Linked DNA regions of Homo sapiens: region 2 is linked to region 1. Evidence: read pairs that join two places in POLR2A ChIA-PET (ENCODE). Cell type or tissue: HCT116. All regions are shown on one strand. Links, peaks and the distances in the headings refer to the core of each region. The heading gives the core; the rest is flanking DNA.

Region 1 (5,650 bases), core at 220-5,219:
GAGCTTGCAGTGAGCCGAGATTGCGCCACTGCACTCCCGCCTGGGCCACAGAGCGAGACTCCGTCTCAAAAAAAAAAAAAAAAAAATTACTGTGGTCAAGATGGAATAACAGGGATCTGGTTTAACACACCCCAAAAAGGACCTAAGAAAGGACCATTCCCTCTCCTCTCTGAGGTGGGAAGATCTGGGAAGGAGAGGAGGCTGACCAGTGGGGTCTACCTTCTGCTCCACCCCTCTTCTATCCAAGAGTCTGAGCACCCAACCCCCACACCACCCTGGAGGCTCCCGCCCTCGTGCTGAGTCTGGCATGCCCTCCCCATCCCTACTGGCCCAGGGGACTAGGTTAGCTCAGAGAAGCCCTTCTAACTCACCCACAACTGGACCAAAGAAGGATTGATCTGGGGCCACTGCCTGGTCCCTGGGAGCACTGTGCTAGGGCAGGGGGCTGAGATGCCCCAGGGTAAGAGACAGAACAGTGATTTTTTTTTTTCTAAGACAGAGTTTCGCTCTTATTGCCCAGGCTGGAGTGCAATGCGCGATCTTGGCTCACCGCAATCTCCGCCTCCCAGGTTCGAGCGATTCTCCTGCCTCAGCCTCCCGAGTAGCTGGGATTACAGGCATGTGTCACCACGCCCCCCGGCTAATTTTGTACTTTTAGTAGACACAGGGCTTCTCCATGTTGGTCAGGCTAGTCTCAAACTCCTGACCTCAGGTGATCCTCCCACCTTGGCCTCCCAAAGTGCTGGGATTACAGGCATGTGCCACCGCACCCGGCCAAAAACAGTGATATTCATATAGATGGGGGAGGGATTAATGGGGGTGGAGTGAGAGAGAGCCTGCTGGAGCAGTCCGAAAGGCAGGCATTCCTTCTGTTCAGCAACATTCCTGCCCCCACAATCTCCTCCCACAACTTATATCTAGTGCAGGCTGAGAGTGAATCTGTCTGCCAGTGTTCAAGCCACTGTGTGAACCTGAGTTTCTTAACCGTTCTGAGTGTCAGGAGTTTTTTTCATCTCCAAAATAGGAGCAACAAGGATACCAATCCCTTGAGATTGTATGAAGCTTAATGCACTTAACACAGCACCTGGCACGTAGACATGCTCCCTAAATGCCAGCTGTTATTATGAAAGAGAGAAGTCTGAGGTTCAGAACTAGCAGGCAACACATAATCTATAATGATGGATGGCTCAGACAGGGTCCTGTCCTATAGGGACTCACAGTCTAGTGGAAAGGACAGTCCTGTGGACAGCAAATGGCAATATACCTGGGTAAGTACTGTAATAGAATAACAAAGTAATATCCTATCACGGGGCAGTCACGGGGGCAGTGAGAGACAAGCGCTTGTCCATGCCAGGCTCTGTACTCAGTCCATCACATACATTAGGTCTTGCAGTCCTCATACCACCATAAGGTGGTTACCATTATCTCCAATTCACAGAAAAGCAAACAGTATGGAGTGTTTAAGCGTCCTGTCCGAGATGGCATAGCTAGTGGAGCTGAAATTTGAACCCAAGTAATCCAGGTCCAGAATGCCCCGGATGCAGAAATGACCACACAGATTCTACCAATGAACTAACCTGATAAGGTTGGAGGTCATACTCATAACCCCTCACACAGGTCCACACAGACACAGGCAAGCACACCCATGTCTATTCAGATACACACCAATTCCTGTCTATGACGAGCGCTCAGAAAATCCTCCACAACACCACACCAGGAATGATGTGCATTTTGAGAAAAAAAAAAATCAGCTCTGAAGACCTCACAGACACATGCAGTGAAATGTAAATGGAGGGACCCACCCAAGTTCTTGAATAGCACATTACATGCCTGGATGCACATCAGCGGGCATGTAAATGATGACGAGGAGGTCTGCAGACACTGACACGCTGCATTTGCACTCACTCTGCTACTGAATTTTTTAGCAGCTACATTTACTGAGCACCTACTGTATGTAAGGAAAGATAAAGCAGCCGGGAGCTGTGGCTCACGCCTGTAATCTCAGCGCTTTGGGAGGCCAAGGCAGGTGGATCACCTGAGCTCAGGAGACCAGCCTGGCCAACATGGTAAAACCTTGTCTCTACTAAAAATAATACAAAAATTAGCTGAGTGTGGTGGCATGCACCTGTAATCCCAGCTACTCAGGAGGCTGAGGCAGGAGAATCGCTTGAACCCAGGAGGTGGAGGTTGCAGTGAGCCAAGATCACGCCATTGCACTCCAGCCTGGGTGACAGAATGAAACTCTGTCTCAAAGAAAAAAAAAAAAAAAAGTAAAAAAGATAAAGCTCAGAGAAGTGAAGTGGCTTGCCCAAAGTCAAATGGCTGAGATTCAAACCCTGGCCCTATAATATTAGGCAACGGTGTCTCCCTCCACCACTGTGCAGATGCATCCATGAGTGAAGAGATGTGCTATGGCTGGATTCCCTCATTGACATTCCCTGTGACCTTGGACATGGCATGGCCTTGTCTGGCCCACATTCTCATGTTGAGTCCATTCACAGGTGTGCTCCATGGATGTGCATGGATGGGACCGGCAACCCTGGCCTTGCTCTGAGTCTCAGCTTGGCTTGGTGTCACCAGGGCTGTGAGCTTCCAATCCCAGCCTTGCCATGTCCCAGAGCACATGGCTCAAAACCAAGCTCTGGGCATCAGGCCAGCAGGGCCCCTGTGATGGAAGAACTGACAGGATTTCATAAGCATCCGGCCCGGGACACGTGGTCAGGGCAGGGAGAAGGGAGATAAACAGGATGTCCACCAGGGTGTGCACCTGGGCAGGGTCCATGGACCAGGTGTGGCAGGGGAAGAGCTGTCAGGACTTGGCATCTGATGGGCACTCAGCAGATATAGGCTGTGTGAGGGGAGGAGTTTGTGGGGAGGCAGGGCTGCAGCTTTGCTTCCATCCTGGAGGCCAGGAATGAGGGAGTAAGTGAGCCATTGACTCAATGAATGAATGAATGAGCGAGTGAGTGAAGGAAGGAAGGGGTAAGTAAATAAGTGAAGAATGGAATGGGGGAGGGAGTGAATTTATTTATTTATTTATTTATTTATTTTGAGACAGGGTCTTGCTCTGTTGCCCAGGCTGGAGTGCAGTCTCAGCTCACTGCAACCTCTACCTCTCAGGCTCAAGGGATTCTCCCACCTCAGCCCCCAGCATAGCTGGGACTACAGGCGCATGCCGCCACATCCCGCTAATTTTTGTATTTTCTGTAGAGATGGGGTTTCGCTATGTCGGCCAGGCTGGTCTCAAACTCCTGGGCTCAAGCGATCTGCCTGCCTCAGCCTCTGCAGTGCTGAGATTACAGGTGTGAGCCACCGTGCTGAGCTGTGAATTTATTTTTTACACAAATCTGAGTGCTCACTCTGTGCTGGCCCTGGACGGGTCTCTGTGGATGTCTGGTGAGCAGGATGGACACAGCCCGGTCATTGCAACGCTAAAAGCTTGAATGACACCAGTCAGGCTGGGGAACTGGGAGGGCCCTTGACATGCAGAGTGACTCAGCCAGTGTGAGCAGGGGTTGTCAGCATGCCTAGGGGAGCAAGAGACTGTGAGAGATGTGTGTGTATACTTGTGTGCCTGTGTGTGTCCGTGTGTACACATGTGTGCGCCGACACAGCCAGGTGTTGGCCAATGCAGGTGTGGTGTCCTCAAGAGCACAGTGCATCCTGATTCTTCACCCTCCCAGGCCTCCCCTGCCCCTGTTGTGTGCCAGCTGGGCCTGCCCCATGTTATGCCTGACGCCCACGCAAAAGCTGCTTCTTCCAGTCACAGGACAAAGGCATCCTCAGCCCAGACCCTGTACCCCAGGGGTAAAGACCTCTCAGACCCCTAGTGCTCCTCAGCATGGACCTCTCCACCAGGAGCCTCAGAGTTGTGAGAAGCACAGGCACCCAAAGCCCACCGCCCTGTGTCCATGTGCATGGAGTGTGCCCAGGTACACGCAAGGGCTGGAGATGCCCCAGGGCGGTCCAGACAGACGTGCAGATGACACATTGGCCACTGAGTTTCCACAGACACTGAGCTAAGTGCTTTCGAGACACACTGGGTGACCTTAGGCGTATCACCCTCTCTGAGCCTCAGTTTCTAATCTAAAAGTAGGGTAATTATACTCACTTCCAGTCTTGTTAGAATAACTCAATGCATGATCAGCTCAACACATCATGATTATTTTTCCTGAGTTCCTGCCTTCCCAGCTATATTGTCTATTCCTCAACAGTACCCACTGAGTCTTATATCCCCGTTTCTCCTATGATACTCCATTACACAGGACTCAAATAACTACCTGCTCTAAGAATTGCTGAGTGACATGTAGTCCTCATAAATAGCAATAATAGTCACTAACATTTATATAACAACAAGAGCCAGCAATTTTGATTTTTTATTGTGTCAGGCATTGTGCTGAACACTTTACATTCCTTCATTCATTTGACAAACATTCACTGAACACCTGGTAGGTGCTGGGCTCTGTGCTAGACCTGCAGATGCAGCATCTCTGCCCTCAAGGTTCTTACATTCTGATGGGGAAGAAGAGACAGACAAAAGACAGTTTGGCGGGGCACAGTGGCTCACGCCTGTAATCCCAGCACTTTGGTAAGCCGAGGCAGGCAGATCACTTGAGGTCAGGAGTTTGAGACCAGCCTGGTCAACATGGTGAAACCCCTGTCTCTACTGAAAAAATACAAAAATTAGCCAAGTGTGGAGGTAGGCATCTGTAATCCCAGCTACTCGGGAGGCTGAGGCACAAGAATGACTTGAACCTAGAAGGTGGAGGTTGTAGTGAGCAGAGATCGAGCCACTGCACTCCAGCCTGGGCGACAGAGCGAGATTCAGCCTCAAAAAAAAAAAAAAGATAATTTAATACATAAATGGGATAATTTCAAACCTTGACAAGTGCTACAAATAAAATAAGGAAGAGTTATGGATTAGAGACAAACTGCAGGGATTAGGTGGGGCATGATGCTTGATGAGTGATCAGGGAGGGCCTCTCTGAGGAGCAAATATTTGATCTGAGACCTGAAGAAGAAGGAAGAGCCTGGAAAGATACAGGAAAAGTTCCAGGCAGATGGCATAGCAAGGGCAAAGGCCCTGGGGCAGGAAGAACTTGGTAGGTTCGAGGACTAGGAGAAAGGGACCATAGCTGGAGGATGATTCAGCAAACCTGGCAGGTCTGTCCTGGATGACTCAGCAAGCCTTGCAGGTCTGTTCTGGTTTCAGAACCCAGGCATTTTGTCCTTCACTCCAGGCTGCCTCAGAGACATGCATCCCTGCCATACACAACAATGTGTGCACGCTGGCACACATGCACATGCATGCACACACACACTCTGCATGCTGACACACAACTAAGGGCCGGACCAGCCATGATAGTCTAAGACACTAACATTTTTCTCTAGTGTCTTGTGGGGCCAAGTAGAAGGGCCAGATGTCACCTTTGCCCAGCCTTCCAGAAGTTCTGGGCCAAAGAAAGATTAAATGGCAGGAAGAGAAAAATGGCTTAATAAGGAGGTGACGGGGAACTCGGGTGGCCTGTGGGGGTGCGGAGATGGGGGGAGATGATAGAGATGTGAGAGCCCATGGGCACATCCCCTCTGGGGAAGTGAGGGAGCACCGAGAACAGAGAAGCAGAGGGAGTGGAGACGGTTCTCAGAAGCA
Region 2 (5,650 bases), core at 462-5,461, 410 kb after region 1:
GACCAAGAAGGCGATGCTGTGGTGGCCGTCCAGCACCCAGGAGGTCATATTCCAGAGGAAGGCAAAGATGATGCAGGTGACGGTTCCCACGCCCAGCAGGGTGAAGATGATGGGCACTTCGGAAAGGCAGCTGGGCCGGAAGTGATGGAGCAGGGTGACCAGGAGGGGCCCGATGTTGGCCAGCTGGATGACCACCGTGAGGTAGGAGGGCAGGTACCAGCCCTCGGGCAGCTCCATCACCAGCAGGGGCAGCTCTACCCAGAGCCCATTGATGGTCACCCAGGAGCCCATTCCGAAGACGCAGACCAGCAGGTGCATCAGGAAGGCCATGGCGGTATCTGCCCTGGGCCAGAGGCTTTCTCAGATCAGCCTGCAGCGGGGCTGGCAGAGAAGGACACCAGGTGAGTAATTCCAGCTTCACCACCTAGCAAGATGCTGGGACCTGGGGCCCAGAGTTTTCTCTTATTACTCCCCTTCCTGTGAACAAGCTGGCTTTTTTTTTTTTCCTTTGAGACATAGTTTCACTCTTTTAGTCCAGGCTGGAGTGCAATGGGATGATCTCGGCTCAGTGACCCTCTGCCTCCTGGGCTCAAGTGATTCTCCTGCCTCAGTTTCCCAAATAGCTGGGATTACAGGTGCATGCCACCATGCCAGCTAATTTTGTATTTTTAGTGGAAACAGGGTTTCCCCACGTTGGTCAGGCTGGTCTCGAACTCCTGGCCTCAGGTGATCCGCCTGCCTCGGCCTCCCAAAGTGCTGGGATTACAGTGTGAGCCACCACGCCTGGCCCAAGCTGTCTTTTTATTAGCAGAAAACAAGAGAAGCCTTTCCTAACCGTGATTCATGAAAGAAAAGTTCAATCCGACACACAAAAGCAAACAAAGCAGCTTCTGCAAAAGATACCAACAGCAAGGTCAAAAGTTAAATGAAAACACGGGGAAAACATTTGCCACATAAATCACAGACAAAGGGCTCATCTTCCTTGTCAGGCCTCTGAGCCCAAGCCTGCGCGTGTACATCCAGATGGCCTGAAGTAACTGAAGAATCACAAAAGAAGTGAAAATGGCCGGTTCCTGCCTTAACTGATGATATTACCTTGTGAAATTCCTTCTCCTGGCTCAGAAGCTCCCCTACTGAGCACCTTGTGACCCCCACCCCTGCCCGCCAGGGAACAACCCCCTTTGACTGTAATTTTCCACTACCTACCCAAATCCTATAAAACTGCCCCACCCCTATCTCCCTTCGCTGACTCTCTTTTCGGACTCAGCCCGCCTGCACCCAGGTGAAATAAACAGCCTTGTTGCTCACACAAAGCCTGTTTGATGGTCTCTTCACATGGACGCGCGTGACATTCCTAATATATAAAGAGTTTTTAAAAATCAAGAACAAAGAGACCCCATATAGAAGAGGGCCAAGGATATGAACAATTCAGAGAAAAAGGTACAAATAAGCTTTAAACACATGAAAATATTATCACCTTCATTCACAATAGGAAAACTACTCCAGGTGCCATTTCTCACCATGAGATTGTCCCAAAGCCTGACAAAATGACTCATGTTCAAGGTTATTATAGATTGCGATCTTGTTGGTAATAGCAAGTTATGGGAAATTTTCTCCTGGGTGGCTACCAACAGAGAGGGGGCTAATTAAAGGGACCTGCTGGAATACCACATACCTGTTTAAAGGAATAAGAAATAAGGAAAGCAGATCTTGGTGACTGATAAGGAAAGGTCTCCAGGCTATAATAATAATCTTGAAACAAAATCAAGGCAGGTAAATGGAACCAGGAAAAAGTGTACTGCCTTTTGGTCATAGAAGAGGAGGAAAAACATGTTTTCTTTGCTTGTACTTGCACAAAGCAACCCTTGAAGGACACACAGGGACTGCAGGGATGTTGGTGATGCCTCTGTATATCTTTTTTTTTTTTCTTGTGACAGAGTCTTACTCTGTCACCAGGCTGGAGTGAAGTGGCACAATCTCAGCTCACTGCAACCTCTACCTCCCGGGTTCAAGTGATTCTCCTGCCTCAGCCTCCCAAGTAGCTGGGACTACAGGCGCCCACCACTACGCCCAGCTAATTTTTTGTATTTTTATTAGAGATGGGGTTTCTCCGTGTTAGCCAGGATGGTCTCAATCTCCTGATCTTGTGATCCACCCTCCTCAGCCTCCCAAAGTGCTGGGATTACAGGCATGAGCCACCGCTCCTGGCCCTGCCTCTGTATATCTTTTAATAAGAGTTTTGATTTGTGAACCATGTAAACATATTACCTGATGCAAATATATGGTTACCTGAAATAAGATTTCAATCTGGCTTTTTTTCCTCCTGAAATTATATCACTCTCTACGTGGCCTTTGGAGACCACTTCCTCTAGCCCTCCAGAGCCATTCTGCCATCTGTTTACCCCTTTGTCAGCTACCAGTGGCAGCCCACCTGTGCTGTTACTAACAACTTTCTTCTATCTATCCTTAGTCTGAGCAGTAATATGGGAGATGCCAGGAGTGAGGCTCTGGAGCCAGCTGTTTGAGTTTGACCCTGGCTCTGCTGCTTACAATCTGGGTGACCCTGGGCAAGTGGCTTTGCCTCTCTCTGCCTCATCTCCTCATCTGTAAGTAGGGGATAGTGATAGTATGAACTCCGTGGTTTGTTGTGAGATATAAGGATGCTGGTGAGTTTATGCTGTTTCCAACAGTCCCAGCATAGGGTAAGCACCTCTAAGGGTTACTGATCATTATCGTGAAATGGCAGGTTTGGTGACATCGTTATTTTTGTCTAATTCACATGAGAATTAATACATGACTATGAAAATTTAAAAAAGGAAAAGATTCCCCTACTAGGTATCAAGTGAACTCACCAGTGGTATATGCACCTTTTTGTAGAGACACGCTAACTGGGCCAATCTTCACGTTTTGTAGATGGGAGACGAGGTCCGAAGGGGCAGAGGGGCTCTCCTGGGATCTGGACTGGATCCTCTGCAGCAAGCGGCCTGTCCGGGACTCCTCAGTTCACGCTGCAGTCTTTAACTCCATACTTCTTCCTTCTAGTACAAAGCAGGAGTGTCCGTTGTGGCCACGCCTCACCCAGGAAACTCCTGAATCCTGGCAGCTCCTCCCCACGGTTCCCACACACGGAATTCCCTCACAGGGCTGGGACTTCCTTCCTCATACCTTCACTGAGCGAACCCAATGCTCAGTGGCCTTTCTGGTCACCTCCTTTTCCTCTCTGGGAGGAGCCACTCCTGGGGTGTAACGCAGTCAGATCCCCTAGCAGTCCCGCTCTGCCCCCTCCCTTCTGGGGGCCTCAGACTCCATTCCCTCCCTTAGGAAGCTGACTTGACTAATAGCACAGGTGAGGCCCACTCCAGGCGTGCCAAGAGGACCCAAGGAGGGAGGGGAAGCTCCCAGACAGCAGTGGCACACCTTTGCCTGTGCTGTCCTCCCAGCCTGGAGCACCAGCCCCCTCTGCTGTCCACATCCAAGCTTTCTACAAGACTCCGTCCTCCAGGAGACCTCTGGCTGCCTCACCTTCTCAGGCGTCCTCACCAGGGCCCATGACCCCTTCATTTCAGGTTGTTCTTGTGTGGGTGCATGCAGGCACATACCTTGAGACTGAAGCTTTTTGAGGGCAGGGGCTGCTTGGGAATCTGACATTTTGAAGGTGGAAGGGCCTTTCTCAATGACTTAGCTTAGGATTTGTAAATTGTTAACTCACTGGCCACTGCCAGACAGCAGATATATTACTTTGGTTTGCCCAGTGTGTTTAACAATTTGTTACTGTAATCAGCAGTGGAGGGGATGGCAAGCAACCTTCAGCATTTCTGGCTTCTCAGGAATATTTTGGAAGAAGTGGCCCCCCACTTTGGCCTCTTTCTCTGTTCTAGACTCGGGCCATCTTGGAGCTCTCCCCTGCGGTAACATCTGGAACCAGTTGCCTGGGTTCAAATCCCAGCTTCAACCCTTACAAGCTGAGCAAGTGACCTAACCTCCTGTGCTTCAGAGTCTTCTCTTGCAAAACAGCTATAGGCTGTCAGTACCAACATCAGAACTGTTGCTAGGAACATGCACTAAAGTGCTAAAACTGTGCCTGCCACATAGTGAGGGCTCAATGAACCATCATTATAAGATTACTATTTCAGCAAACGTATCAGTTGCATTCAAAAACATGTAGTTATTGGCCAGGCGCGGTGGCTCACGTCTGTAATCCTAGCACTTTGGGAGGATGAGGCGGGCGGATCCCTTGAGGTCATGAGTCCGAGACTGGCCTGGCCAACATGGCAAAACCCCGTCTCTACTAAAAATACAAAAATTAGCCCAGCATGGTGGCGCACACCTGTAATCCCAGCTACTCAGGAGGCTGAGGCCGGAGAACGGCTCCAACCTGGGAGGTGGAGGTTGCAGTGAGCCGAGATCATGCCACTGCACTCCAGCCTGGGCAACAGAGCGAGACTCCATCTTAAAAAAGAAAAAATAAAAAAAAGGCGCAGTTTTTGTTAGACAAATGGCCACTCAACTAAAGGACTACATTTCCCAGCCTTCTTTGTAGCTGCACATGGCCATGTCATCAAGCACAGGCCAATGAATTCAAATGCGACTTTGAGTAGTCTCCTTAGCCCGTTTCCTGTTTAGAAAAAAAAGTGCAGCTCGTTGCCAGCACTCATTTAATTTTATGTAAACGTGCTATTTGAGGCTGAAGCAAATCTGATTCTGACTGCTGTTTTTTTTTTTTTTCTTTTGAGACAGAGTCTTACTGTGTAGCCCAGGCTGGACTACAGTGGCTTGATCTCGGCTCACAGCAACCTCCGCCTCCCGAGTTCAAGCAGTTCTCGTGCCTCAGTCTCCTTAGTAGCTGGGATTACAGGCGTGCACCACAATGTCCGGCTAATTTTTTATATTTCTTAGTAGAGACGGGGTTTCTCCATGTTGCCAGGCTGGTCTCGAACTCCTGGGTTCAAGTGATCCCCACGCCTCAGCCTCCCAGAGTGCTGGGATTGCAGGCGTGAGCCACCAAGCCCAGCCCTAAATCTGACTGATTTTCAATGTGAAAATAACATGTAAAAACTGTTTTTGAAGTTATTTCTAACCAGAACTAACATCAGACTCATCTATTTCAGAAAAACTGGATTCATCAAACGAATCTTTGGTCAACAACTGTTCAAGAACAATGTTAACATCACACATAGGAATGCTAGGATTTGCTATTTTCAGCGATCGAGAATTACTTTGTTTTGTAAATGGAAATACCACGACTAAAACCAGAATGCTACAAATAGAGTGATGTCTTTTGTTTCCAAAGTCAATATACTAGAGCAAGGCAAAAATAATAATAAAAGCGAGGTATTTTGTGGCAAAGTTATCTTGGGGTAAACACTGCAGTCACAAGTGGGTATTCCTTCTGGCAAACAGGGAAAGAGTTAACAATAAGGGAGTGTGCCCTTCTGCTCTTCCTCCATTTGGCTGTCTGGAATCAGATGTGATGGCCAGAACTCCAGCAACGATTTTGTGCTATGAGGCATGTGGTGGGGGTTAGATGCATACTAGGCTCCTTTGGGATTTTGTGGCAGAGAGCACCCATACCAGCCCTGTTTTGCCTGTGTTGAACTGTTTTGTTTGTTTGTTTAATGTTGTTGTTAAATTGTAAAAGAAACTTCTATGT

The links. ChIA-PET counts read pairs that join two places held together with the same protein. Peaks named below come from ENCODE experiments on the same cell type or tissue, not always from the same donor. Only the 100,000 strongest peaks of a DNase experiment are listed, where the experiment ranks them.
Region 2: POLR2A ChIA-PET joins it to region 1 with 5 read pairs; 1 of 35 experiments calls an interaction of 5 or more read pairs at or near these places.

What each region holds. Positions count from the first base shown.
Region 1 is chr20:359,932-365,581 of GRCh38, forward strand. No RefSeq gene overlaps it. Among named protein-coding and RNA genes, the nearest start is that of NRSN2, 16 kb to the left of the region's middle. RefSeq lists enhancers at 3,294-3,588, 5,052-5,650. In HCT116, for the core only: a CTCF peak has its summit at 2,750; DNase peaks (open chromatin) are centred at 2,740 and 5,160; H3K27ac peaks cover 2,723 bases.
Region 2 is chr20:765,445-771,094 of GRCh38, forward strand. It overlaps SLC52A3 (solute carrier family 52 member 3), which reads right to left and starts at 3,056. Exons shown (of 5, transcript NM_033409.4): 1 at 2,853-3,056; 2 at 1-381. The coding sequence starts at 330. RefSeq lists an enhancer at 3,231-3,730. In HCT116, for the core only: a CTCF peak has its summit at 3,458 (motif pointing left); DNase peaks (open chromatin) are centred at 3,167 and 3,427; H3K4me3 peaks cover 1,770 bases; H3K27ac peaks cover 1,788 bases.